2 separate regions of the Homo sapiens genome follow, and region 2 is linked to region 1. A link is a contact called in ENCODE Hi-C or POLR2A ChIA-PET data. All regions are on one chromosome and are shown on one strand. The core of a region is the stretch at or near the end of the contact, and the rest is flanking DNA. Distances in the headings are between cores, read along the strand shown.

Region 1 (6,288 bases), core at 2,364-4,863:
CAGGAGGACATATTAAGTTATACTACCAGGATGCAATTGGAAAAATCCATAATGCAAGGAATTCTATTGGACAAATAATCTGGCTTGTTCCACAAATAAATATCAAGGAACACATAAAGAAAGGGAGAGGGAACCTACATATTAAAAGAGATCATTCAAATGCAATGTGGACCTTGTTTAGACACTGATCTGATCAACTGGTTTTAAAAATAAAAAAGTACTTAACACTGACTAGACATTTGATGACATTAAGGAGATATTGTTAATTTTATTCTAGGTATGATAATGGTATTCTGATTCCTTTTTTAAAATTGCTTATATTTTAAGAATACATACTGAAGCAGTTACACATGAAATGCTATGACATCTGTGACACATTTCTAAATCCAGTGGGGTAAGAAAAAAACTGAGGGAAAGAAGAGAGGCCATGAGTTGAGAACTGTAGACGTGAGGGTTCAGTGCACCACTTTCTCTCCTTTTGTGTCTGTTTGAAAATTTGCTTAATAAAAATCTTTTAACACAATGAACTGGCTCAAATCTGATCGAATTCAACATAGTCCTTATTGACAGAACAGACTAGGGAGGTAGCCTGCTAGGCAGGTGAAGCCAGGACTTACCGTTCTGCGTTCACCTCATTGCCTTTGTCTCTAGTGTGGAAGACCATTGTATATTTACCCACTTCAGGCAGGGGCCGGGAAATTTTCATTCTTTGGAGCTCAACCCTAGAAAAATAATAGAGATTTTTTTAAAGTCCATCCTATTTATCTACCACTAGGCAAATAAAAAGCATCATTTGCGAAAATTTATACACACACACGCACATACACACACACACACACACACACACACAGTGTCACAAACAGCTTGATTATTGGAGTATTAAAAAAAGAAAAACTTCTAAAATTTCCAATTTCTTATAATGGTGGAACTTCAGGCGATAAGCCCAAAAAAGAATGAGATTCAGCATTTATTACTGGGGTACAAAGGAGATGTGTTAGTTTATACTTAGTCATTTTCAAAAAGAAAAAAAAATGATAAAGTACTTATTTCAAAACATCCTGAAGAATAGGAGAATCAAGTCTGTTAGGATCCCCAATTTACTTAGAGTTGCCTTCTTTTAACAAAGAAAGGAATGGCCATTTATGGTCACAAGTTTTAAAGCTACAATTCTAGGTTCAAATCTGGACTCTGTTATTTACAACCTCAGTAAGTCAGTTCACAGTTCCAGGTCTCAGTTCCCTCATCTGTAAAATGGCAATGGTGATAGGGAGTTGATTTCAAATATTCAAATGATATAATCTGCATGGAACATGCTTGTACTCTGCAATGTATTATATGTATTATATAAGTACAAAGAAGGGTAGTGCCTGTTGCACAGGCGAATAAATAAGCAGTAAATCTCAACCAACTTTCATATTCAAATCATCTTAGTTTATCTACCACATTAGTCAAAAACCATTCTGAAGGCCATGATGGTCTTTTCAAATGAAAGCAAAATTGGAGGCTCCCCTCTACTTTGAAGCTGAAGCATAGCAGGAAAGAAGACACTGAAGATATGTGATCAGGGCAAAATTCTACTAATCACCCCAGTGAAGTACATTTAGGGAAGATAATGGGGATTGTTTATCACTAGCCTTTGCTACTCTTGTCCTGAAATGTAGCACGTACCCTCTGTCCAGTTCCTAAGCCATGACCACATAGGCTGCTGATGGGCTGGGCTGTGAAGAGCTGTTGCCCATCACTACGGCCATTTCTGTAGAGCCCCTGGTCAGGGGAATCCACTCCCTCCTGCTAGAAACATTCCAGAGGCTCTCAGCCTAGACATGGGAACAAGAGCAGCATGGAGCCCCTGGGTTCTTTATGATGAGGCAACAAAAAAATTTCTGACAGTCACGTAACTAATAATTCAGAGCCCCAGGTTAGAAATTTCCTTTCCAGCCAGGCACAGTGGCTCACACCTGTAATCCCAACACTTTGGGAGGCCAAGGCAGACAGATCACCTGAGGTCAGGAGTTCGAGATCAGCCTGGCCAATATGGTGAAACCTGGCCTTTACTAAAAATACAAAAAAATTAGCCAGACACGGCGGCACACGCCTGTAGTCCCAGCTACTCGGGAGGCTGAGGCTGGAGAATCACTCAAACCCGGGAGGCAGAGGTTGCGGTGAGTCGAGATCACGTCACTGCACTCCAGCCTGGGTGACAGAGCGAGACTTTGTCTCAAAAAAAAAAAAAAAAAAAAAAAGAATTTCTTTTCCAAGAGGCAACAAGCAGGAGGGAAGGGGGCCTCCTGACACCCAGAATGGCCTTGTGATTACAAGTCTAAAGATACCAGCCTAAGCTCTTGAATAATTACTTATTTCTGGGAGGCAGGGATAACTATAACTATCTGGCCCCCAAATCCAAGTTGAGGGGAAGAAGCTGTGGGTGGAGGCCAGACTTATTCCCTTTGAGCCCCTCAGAGCAGAAAGCAGTCCAAGAGAACCCAGGGTAATGTCAACAGCCCAGAGTCAGGCCTGGGGTCAGGCCACCTGCAGTCTCCACAGCGTGCAGGGCTGCCAGGGCTGCCTAACGCTTGAGGAGAGGACCTCTTTGCCTGCTTCAACATGTGCAGCTCCCCAGAGGCTGCTGGCACTCCCTGCAGGGGGACACTGGGAACTGTGTCCCCAAGGGGTCTGACAGAAAGCATGAGGCTCTTAACAACCCGGTCTCCAAATTGCAGTTCAGCAGACACCTTGCAGTTTGGGGTTTCTCACTCACTGGTGTCTCAGTAAGTCTTTCCCGACAAGTACATGAGGCCTCCACCAACACTTCTGGACCCCAAATGCCCCCAGGCCAGAAGTAAACTGCTACTGGCACAGAATGATGTGGGCCATCCTACCTTCCCTCCACCCCCTGCACCCTTCAAGCCCAAATCTGCAGCCTAGTGACCTGCTGGACTGGCATCTAAAGGAATAAATATAAATGCAGGTCTCCAGAGCCACACTGAGTGCAGAGCCCCGTGAAGGGGACCTTTCTCTGTTGTTCACCTGAGTCTGAGGTCATCGTCTTCGCCTCCCCATCCCCAGTAGTTGTTAGAGAATCCATTCACCTTGAAAAACTGCTCTCTGCTTAGGGCAGTAACACCCCCAAAATATCCACTGTAACGTAACCTGGAGCAAAAGAGATGAGAGAAATGGTAAGAATATTCGCACCAAAGGTCTCTGATTTCAGGGCTGGCGTTCTAGGAACACCTGGGAGACCATGTACTTCCACCCACCCACTCCTGCTTCTCCTGCTTGACACCCACCTCCCAATGCTCCTGGCCTTCCCTGTCTTGTCTTCTTTCCTCTATCTAGACAAACGCTCACCTCTGCTCACTGAGCAAAGTGCCACCCAGCTGTTAATGGTGATGTTTGTGTGTAGAGGCCTATAGAGATACCTGTCAATGTGAACCACACCATCAGATATTGATAAGATTTCATCTCATGTGCCAATCCAAGGAATGGTAACAGTTGCCAAGGGCACTGGGTTAAGAAGGATTCTGAGGCTGCATCCGGGTTCAGCACGAATGCGTGTCATGATGAATATACCTTTCTTTTTTTTCACTTTCACTTTTGCAGGGGAGGGTTGAAGGCAGGAGACAGCTCCCGCACACACTCTGTATGCAAATCTCCACTTCTCAACATGCATCTCCAGCTCAGAGTCTGTTTCCTGGATAACCCAACACATGTCAACACCCTCTGAAGTTTCTGGCCTGCCAACCAGACAGAGTCTAGGTAGTGCTTTTCATGAAAATAGGCTGTACAGAACAAGAATTAGGTTTTGAAAGGAAGGACAGTGAATCATGCTTTAGATAAGCTGAATTTTAGATACACCTGGGGCTTTGCCAGTAGGCAAAAGGATACAGGGTCCAAGCTCACAAGAGAGGAACGACTACAGATATGGCTTTGGAAATAAGCTGTTATCATGTAGTACCTGAAGGCATAGGTCGAGAAATCTCCAACAATCTAGTTGGTGAGAAGAGTACAAAGGGTAGACCCAAGGGGCTCAGCTCTGTGGAACCCTAGGAATACCGAAAAGAAAAAGAGGCAAGAGGAGAAAGATCAGGAGGTAAAAGTTAGAGAGCACCTCCCAGCCTCCCAGTTATATAGGACTCTTATTATCAGTGGACAAATTTGTAAATCTCAGAAATAAAGGTATCCCTTAAATATAACATTTGAACAATTCAGAAATGCAAGTTAAGGTAGCTTAAAAACTTGGATGTTACTAAATAAAAAGATGTGAATATCTAGAGAATTTTTAACTTTAACTTCAGGTCAAACTGTTCCAGGACCGATAAAATATTTATGATTTTCTAGATAAAAAGAAAAACCAAAAGGAGTGATCAATAAACATGTAGACACTGGCCATCAAACAAGTGGCATCCCAAAAGCTAATCTGTAGTTCAGTTGTTTCTTTCTACGTTCTGAGAAAAGACTGGGGACTCTGTTTAACCCATAAGAGAAGCAGATTTACTTATATGCCCCTAACTTAAAATTCTGGGAAATTGTATTTTTGCAGCCTATAATAAAACAAAAAAAAGGAAATAAAGTGCTTAGAAGGTAAATATCACTGACCAAGACATCTACTAGCAGTGTCTCATTACCATAGTTATCAGAATGCATTTTATAGAGGGGAGGGATTCTTAGCTGCCTGAACACCAGCTGCCTGATCAGGATGCGGTAATAAGGCAGGCATAACCTGCTGACACCAACAAGCAATCAGCATGAGAACAAGGGAATGATGTGGTAGATTATCAAAACCAATATCGCCATGTGCAAGACGGCTGGCTAAACACGGGAATGCGGGAGCCCCGCCCTCAGAGTTTATAACCTAATAAGAGAGGTGAACATTATCAGGGTTCTGAGGAGAGAGGTGTCGCCACATCAGGAGGAGGGGGCCTGGAAGGATTCAAATAGGCAGAAAAATGGGGGATCTCCTGGTGACCACAACTCTGTGAGGCAAAGCACAGGAGGGAGAAAGACACAGGCTGCCCGACGACCACCTGGAGAGGGGTGAGCTGGAGTGGGGAGGGGCAGAAGAAGACAAGTCAGCAAGAAGGGTTAAAGAATTGTCTCTCCACGCCTGTAATCCCAGCACTTTGGGAGGCCAAGGCGGACGGATCAAGAGGTCAGGAGATCGAGACCACCCTGGCTAACACTGCGAAACCCCGTCTCCACTAAAAATACAAAAAATTAGCTGGGCGTGGTGGCACGTGCCTGTAGTCCCAGCTACTCAGGAGGCTGAGTCAGGAGAATCCCTTGAACCCGGGAGGTGGAAGTTCCAGTGAGCCAAGATCGCACCGCTGCACTCCAGCCTGGGCAACAGAGTGAGACTCTGTCTCAAAAAAAAAAAAAAAGGAACTGTTTCTCAGGTGCCTGTCAGATGACAACTATCTCTGTGTTTATTGATCTTTGCTTTTGGCTTTTCTTCTTACCTGTAAAAGCATAAATATTTAACTGGCCCTGGAACCTTTTTATTTATTTTTAAAGCCCTGTAAGGCCCAAGGGTGGGGAAAACGTAGTCATAAAATAACAATAGAATCCTTGTAGGAAGGAGGCTGGTACCAAAGGAGTTCTTGCCAGTAAAATTTGCCACTGGCTGGTCCAGAGCTTCATCACTGATCCCATAGGCAGTGAGAAACAAGATTTGTTTCTGGCTTCATCAGAGTCTGAGAGACTTGGGGCAACTTACTTTAACTTCTTCCCTCTGCATGTGTGTAAGGTGAAAACCTTTCTTGCGCTTGTACTTGTGGGGCTGGTGTGACAGTGATGAGGCATGTACTGACTTAAGCTCTGTGGCACTGGGGCACACAGTTGCCAGCACGGGGCAGACACTCAGCTGCCTGGAAATGAACTTGCCTGCCACAGGGACTTTGCCCAAAGCAGCAAAATCAAGTAGTCCAGGAGGAAGGCAACTCCTACCTACATTACTTATACATACCTCTCTCCAGCCACAAAAGATGAGGCTGCTTACATGATACATACAAAAAAGAGAAAATCATAAATGATAAACCAGGACCCTAGAAACATTTAAATCAGAATAGAAAATTAAGATGGGAAATACATTAGAACCCTGATCTGCAAATAAGATTCTTTTCAATTTCTAAAAGAGGGCCATGGATTTGGCTCAGAGCCTCTCGATCAAAAGGGGAAACACATTCAATTACCTGAATCATATTAAGAAAACCTGTCAGTTACTCAACAAAGGCTTTCTGATACCTAGTTATAAAAGAAACATCTGGCCAGTTAGAATGGCAAGTTAGAAAC
Region 2 (6,982 bases), core at 4,147-6,646, 420 kb after region 1:
ATAAAAATGCAGGCTCCTTATTTAAAAAGTTGAGAATTTCAAGATGGTGACAGCAGAGCATGAAACCAAGTGTGGGGCCTGAGTGGAGCCCTGTGCCCAGGTGTACAGGTCGCATGCCCAGGAAACTGGCCTTGCAGCCAGGTGAGCCAGCTGTCAATTCCCAGAGCCGGGCATTCCAGCCGAGCTTGTGTAGTGCAGCTGACTGTGAACCCAGACAAACCTCAGTTGGCTAAGGAAGAAAGTTGTGAAGGATGAAAAAAAGGTCATAGGGCCTTTGAGAGGGATGCTAGTGTTTCTTACAGAAAATATTCAGACCCAGCCAGGTGCGGTGGCTCACGCCTGTAATCCCAGTACTTTGGGAGACTGAGGCGGGTGGATCACCTGAGGTCTGGAGTTTGAGACCAGCCTGGCCAACATGGTGAAACCTTGTCTACTAAAAATACAAAAATTAGCCAGGCATGGTGGCGGGCACCTGTAATCCTAGCTACTTGGGAGGCTGAGGCAGGAGAATTGCTTGAACCTGGGAGGTGGAGGTTGCAGTGAGACAAGACTGTGCCATTGCACTCCAGCCTGGGCAACAAGAGCAAAACTCCGTCTCGAAGGAAAAAAAAAAAAAGAAAAGAAAAGAAAAAAAAAAGAAATGAAAATATTCAGACCCCAGGGGACATGCCTGTATTAACCATCACTAGATTTTCAGATGAATGTTGTTGAAGGTTCCTCTACACTAGAGGCTATGGGAGCTTGGTTCCCACTGCACAGCTTGGTGACAGGTAGGAGAGAGCCCAACTCCAGCAGCATTTTGGAATGCTGTCCCCAACATCTGGAGCACAAGATGTCAGAGAGAGACTGGGATGGGTTGATAAGGGAGAAGATGACTTCCTAGCCTCTTTCGAGGTCTGATGATCCACACTTTGAGAATAGACGTAGGAAAGACCTTCTACTCCTGTGTCCTACAGGTGTGAGATTCTCTAGCAACTGCAGAGTGGTTAACAGCAAAGAGGACATGCGTACCCACTTCTGAATAGCAGGGCTGGCTGCTTCAATAGAGCGAGAAAAAGGTGGGAGTAGAAGGACAGGGGAGAGGAGAGGAGATGGAAGCATGGATGGAGGTGACTGCAGTCAGATAAACAGTTGTTTGGCACACAAACCCAGCGTTCCATAAAGTCCTATGTGGACTCTGTGAGTTCACAATAGTTTCCCTTGCCAGCAGCTCACAAAACTGTGCCTTGATTACAAATCTCATGACAAATCAAGCCCTTGACCAACAGGGACTTTGTCTTGTCTGCTGTTGTACTCCAAGTCCCTAGCACACAGTAGGTTCTCGAATATTTGTTAGAAAATGAATAAATAAATGGTCCCAGGAAGTATTTTCACTTCTAAGGCTTAATTATTGGCAGAATTAACCACTGAAGCCATCTCAGTGTTGGCTTTTCTTTGCGAGTAGTTTTTCACTAATTTAATCTCTTCACTTGTTATAGATATATTCAGATTTTCTTTTTCTCTTGAATCTATTTCAGTAATTTGTACCTTTCTAAGAGCTGTCCATTTTATTTATCTAATTTGTTGGTACACAATTGTTTGCAGTATTCTCTTATAATTCTTTTTATTTCTATAAGGTCAGTAATGATGCCTCCTCTCTTATTCCTGATTTTAGTAATTTAAGTCTTCTCTCTTTTTTTCTTGGTAAGTCTAGATAAAGATTTGGCAATTTCATTGATCTTTTTGAGGAACCAACTTTGGTTTTCCAGTCTCTAGTGTGATAATTGCTACTCTAATCTTTATTGTCTTTCTCGATCAGATATTATTCTACATCATTTTTAAAAACAGCTAAAGCCACAAATCTGCCTTGACCCTTTTGTTTTTGCTTCTGCTCTGTCGATCTTCCTTGAGGCAGCAGATCTTTCATGACCTATTGCCCAAAAAGGATAGAGTCACAGGGTCACAGACAATTCTTGGAAAAATTTACATTGGTGAATATATCAAAATGATATTCTGCTACATATGCATAACTTATCTTCACTCTTGGACCACAAAGATCTATTTCAGAGACAAATTTGGAGTGGAATTTTCCTTAACATTATCCTCAATAGAGCCTAAAGTATAGAATACACTCATTTTCTCACTCATATCCTGAGACCTCAGTGGTCGTTTACCAGACGTTGGAATTCCTAAATGAATACCATTGCCTTAAAAATCATATTCCTCAGGTCAGAAGGCTAGAGTGCTCTAGTACAGGAGTCCTCAACCCCTGGGTGAGTGAACATTAAACCTGAGCTCCATCTCCTGTCAGGTCAGCTGTGGCACTGGATTCCAGGAGTGTGAACCCTATTGTGAACCGTGCATGCAAGGGATCCAGACTGTGCTCTCCTTATGAGAACCTAACTAACGCCTGATGATGTGAGGTGGAACAGTTTCATCCTGAAAATCATCCCCCTCACCACTGTCCCAGCACTGTACTGGTCTGTGGAAAAATTGTCTTCCACAAAACCAGTCCCTGGTGCCAAAAATGTTGGGGACCACTGCTGTAGTAGATTCCTAGTCAGTTTGAGGTGTCTTTTTTTTTTTCAGGTGGACAGAAAGTAGGATTTATTGTTGGGCCTTAGGAGGGGCAGCACAGTGGAAGCCCTCATGAGTGCAGGGCCCACCACTTGTCCAGAGGGCCACGACTGGGGATGTACTTGACCCCGCAGTCATCTGGAATGAGCCGTTTCTCAGCCACCATGTCTTCACATTGAACTTGGTAATGCCCCACTTCTTTGAGATGTGGATCTTCTGGTGGCCAGGGAACTTGGCCTTGGCCCTGTGCAGGGCCTCAATCACATGCTCCTTGTTCTGCAGCTTGGTGCCGATGGACACGATGACGTGACCAATGTGAACCCTGGCCACAGTGCCCTGGGGCTTTTCAAAGGCACCTCATATACCTGTTTGGAGCCTGTCAGCCCAGCACAGGACGTCTTGTTGATGTGCATAACGTGGAAGGGGTGGAGCCGCACTTGGATATGAAAGCCATCCTCGCCGCAACTTTTCATCATGTACTTATTGGCACAAATTCAGGCAGCCTCCAGGGCTTCAGAGGAGAGCTGCTCATATTCATCTGACACCATGTGGCCACAGAGTGGAAACTCATCCACTTTTACCTTCTTCCACCCCAGGTCAAAGATGGGAATCTCGGCATCAGCAACACCTCGCCAGAAGAGAGGCTTTGTGTTGTTCTTACAATAATGGTAACACTGGGTGGGGCAGCGGCCCATGGTGACACCAGAATCTTCAGTGGCACACGAAAGGGAAAGAGCTTGAGATATCTTTTGAACTTAAGAGTCATCCCTTTCTCTAAGAACTGACCCCCATCTAGAAGATGGGCAGCCCCAATTGTACTGCATGACCCTGTCCTCAGACCCAGCTTAATGGACCAGAAGTAGACAGCTGACTGAATCTGGACAAGGTAGATTTCCTTCCTGAAAGTCTGAAATTATGACTAAGAGGCAGCCGTACTTGTCTTCTGGTTGTTGGAATTGTTCCATGTGAACTCAGGAGCTGAGGGCAAACATATTCCACCATGAGAACAGAGAAACAGGGAAGACTGCTCTGTTGGAAAACAGAAACATGTTGCAGTTCTCCTAAGAGAAACAGAAACAGAAGATGGTGACTGGGTCCCTGACAGCTTCCTGCTTTCCCTGATGGCTTTCTGATCTAGTCCCATATTAAAATCTAGTGGCATTTCTGACTTTGAATTCCATAAGACACCCCTGTGTCCTTATAAATTCTCCTTTGCTTTGTCATCATAATTATCAACATTGTCAACATTATCAACAAAAAAGATAAAACTTCCTGAACATTTACTATGTGCCAAGTAAAGTTCCAATTAGCTTACACAAATTATCTTATTTAATCCTCCCAGTGAATCCATGTATTACTTCATTTTACATATGAGGAAACAGGGACAAAGAAATTAAGTAACTTGTCCACTACAGTCAGCAATAGATAAAATCAGGATTCACACCAAGGCCATCTGACTTCAGAATCTGAGCTCTAACCACCATGTTATACAGTTTAGCCTGCTCACGTTGGTTCTTAGCACTTGCAACTAAGACGTATTAGCTAAATAGGGCTCCTCAGTCTGGCCCTACTCTGCCTAACAAAAATTATCTGCCATTTTCCCCAGTGTGCTGAAGCCAGCATTCCCCTAAAACATACTATGGTCAATGTCACCTCCATGCCTTTTTGCTCCTTCTCCTTCCCACCCACCCCCACTTTTATATTCTACCAATGATTCAGGGTCCACTTCCAGTTCTATCTTCCCCAGGGAAACTGGTCACCCGTATGTTCTATCAGTCAGTAACTATGCTGCCTTGCAATGGTGGTTAATAGCTTACTGCATGTATGTCAGGCCTCTATGATGAGATTGTAAGGTCTTTAAAAGCAGGGGCTATATTTTCTCTTTCGCTGTGTCCCCAAAACACTATAATTCATTGTAAGCATGCAATAAAAGCTCCTTGAATTGAACTAAAGGCAGTAATCTTAGTGGCATAGACAAAGGCAGGGAGAGAAGGTCAGGCACAGAGAGGCTTAACTTTAAAGGAGAGCTTAATGTCTTTTCATAAGTGTCAGGAATGGCCTTCACATACTCATCTTGTTTTAAAATTTTATGTGTCAATATTACATTTTAAAAGTTTTAAATCTCTATAGGAAAAAGGATATTATATTGAAACATAAATCTTCCATAATTGCTGAATTCTCACCCAGCCCTTGATCTCCTTGTTGAGTGGTCCCAAGTCTGACATTCTGAAAGTGACATACGCTGCTCCCCACAGCCTCAAACACATCTCTGATCTCACTCTTGGGCACACCCCAAGCCCTGGGATGACCATCACAACTCCCCTCTGCCCCACCATCTCAGAGGAGGTAGGTTTCTTCCCCTTAAGAAGAGTATGGGGGTGATGAGAGTATCCCAGTGCCTGAGTCTTCCTAGGCCCCAGGAAGGCCTTGGAATCCTCTCTGATCCTTAGCATTCACCCTCATCTATGAAAGCAACTGTTTGCATTATGTGTCCACTTAGTGTCCTGACAACAGTCTAAACTCAATCCATCCAAAAGCAAATCAACATCTTCCCCAAAGTTGTTCCTCCTCTTTTTACGGTAATAGCTGCCACCATGATCCAATCATCCAGGCTTGAAGCCTGAGTCATCTTTGACTCAGAACATCACAGTGCTAAAAAAAAAAAAAAAAGTATTTTAAGCCATTTGCCTCCTTCCCCCAGTATATGATTTATACTCAGACTCTGTCTCTCAATATCTTAAAATGCATCTGAGGTCTGTCCCTTCCTGTGTATTCCCCCGATAAGGCTCTGGATTTTGGCAACAACTCCTGAACTACTACTCTCTTTTCCTGCTGGTTTGAATAGGGAGAGAAGCAAAAGTAAACTGGAAAGTGGAACTAGAAGTCTCTAAAACCACAAGTGTTAACCTTACCCTTGCCAGAATGGGGCACATGAATTGTCCTACTAGCAGGTAACAGCTGAGTTTAACCAACATTTAAGAATTACCAACTACATCCTGGCTAACATGGTGAAATCCTGTCTCTACTAAAAATACAAAAAATTAGTCGGGCGTAGTGGCGGGCGCCTTGTAGTCCCAGCTACTCGAGACGCTGACGCGGGAGAATGGTGTGAACCCGGGAGGCAGAGTGAGCCAAGACCGTGCCACTGCACTCCAGCCTGGGCGACAGAGCGAGACTCCGTCTCAAAAAAAAAAAAAAAAAAAAAAGAATTACCAACTAAATGTCACACATGTGGCCTTGTGTGGGGTGCTGGGGCCACAGCAATAAGTAAGACTTCCCCAGCCCTCAAGTGCCTAGCGAGGGATGAGAGCTGAGGGGGGCGATCCCAGAGGGCTCTGCGAGTCCTGAAGGGGATTGTTCAATGCTGAGGGCGAGGTGAAGGCCAGGAGAGTGTGCGTAGGGAGAGGACATGTGTACTAGGTTTGAGGGCTGAATAGGATTTCAGGCCTGAGGGCTGAGGGGTGGAGGGCAATTCCAGGCTATTAAGCAAAGGCTTAGTTTACAGGCTGGACTAATCCGATTTGTGTGCTGTGTCCTGGGCTCCCCTGTGGCAGTGATGCAATCATGTGACAGTTGGTGGTCATGTGCTGGGTAAGGACACTTTCAGGAAGGATGATATCACAGAAGTGATATAATCACCAGATAACTTTCTGAGTAGGAGGCACATGTCAGGGCATGAATTCAATGGTGACAGACGTGAAACTGCTGACAGCATTGTTTTCACTTCTACCTCAAGATTTGTGTGGATGTCTACAGGAAACCAGGGGGTCAAAAATAGAAAGAGAAGAGGTGCTGAACATTGGAGATGGACTCAATTTCCCCCTCCAGGCAATTCTTCTCCCCAGGATCTCTCACGGGTTTTTGCTTTATACATATATGTAATGCTATTTTTCAAACATATAAAGAGACTGTTGTGGCTAATTTTTAAAACCTATAAATTTATCTAAAAATCCTATTGAAATCCAAATGTCTTTTGCCTTACATACACCATTAGATAATAAAAGCACAACTTCCACTACGTAAGGTCTGATTCTTTGGTGGGGAAAAGGGATTAAAAGAGGTCCTCATCTTGAGAAACCACTGCTATACACCACAGGTGTGTAATGACAGCCCTGCCTTGGTGATCCTCCAGGTTGGGGAGTGGCACCACATCCAGGTTATGTTGAATCTCAATTTACAATGTATAGTGTACTTTTTTTTTTTTTAAGATGGAGTCTTGCTCTGTTGCCCAGGCTGGAGTGCCCATTATGAGTCATGGAGACTCAGATTTTGAGTAAGAGAGAAATAAAACTTTGTGCTTTTAAGTAATAATAAGTCAATCCTGACTAATATCACATGGTAAGAAGTCTGGATTTTATTCTAAGTGGGATAGGAAGTCATTTCAAATTTTGAGCCAGAGAGTGATAAGATCTTGTATATGTTTAAA

What was found. A loop is a pair of places that touch in the nucleus more often than their neighbours do. ChIA-PET counts read pairs that join two places held with the same protein, here RNA polymerase II (POLR2A). Pooled maps may share reads with other maps.
Region 2: a pooled map shows a loop between it and region 1 (6-fold over the local background). The contact joins two enhancer-like sites. A Hi-C loop is called at or near these places in 1 of 168 maps with a recorded cell type or tissue (heart left ventricle) and 6 of 50 pooled maps. POLR2A ChIA-PET finds 5 or more read pairs at or near these places in 1 of 52 experiments (T-cell).

What each region holds. Positions count from the first base shown.
Region 1 is chr3:119,215,623-119,221,910 of GRCh38, forward strand. It overlaps B4GALT4 (beta-1,4-galactosyltransferase 4), which reads right to left. Exons shown (of 8, transcript NM_003778.4): 6 at 3,028-3,150; 7 at 618-722. Among named protein-coding and RNA genes, the nearest start is that of B4GALT4-AS1, 7.7 kb to the right of the region's middle. Within about 2 kb of position 3,614, at least 4 of the 41 ENCODE cell types and tissues checked have a DNase peak (open chromatin) inside an H3K27ac peak, as active enhancers do.
Region 2 is chr3:119,632,900-119,639,881 of GRCh38, forward strand. It overlaps the pseudogene RPL10P7. Among named protein-coding and RNA genes, the nearest start is that of POPDC2, 24 kb to the right of the region's middle. RefSeq lists an enhancer at 5,901-6,410. Within about 2 kb of position 5,397, at least 27 of the 41 ENCODE cell types and tissues checked have a DNase peak (open chromatin) inside an H3K27ac peak, as active enhancers do.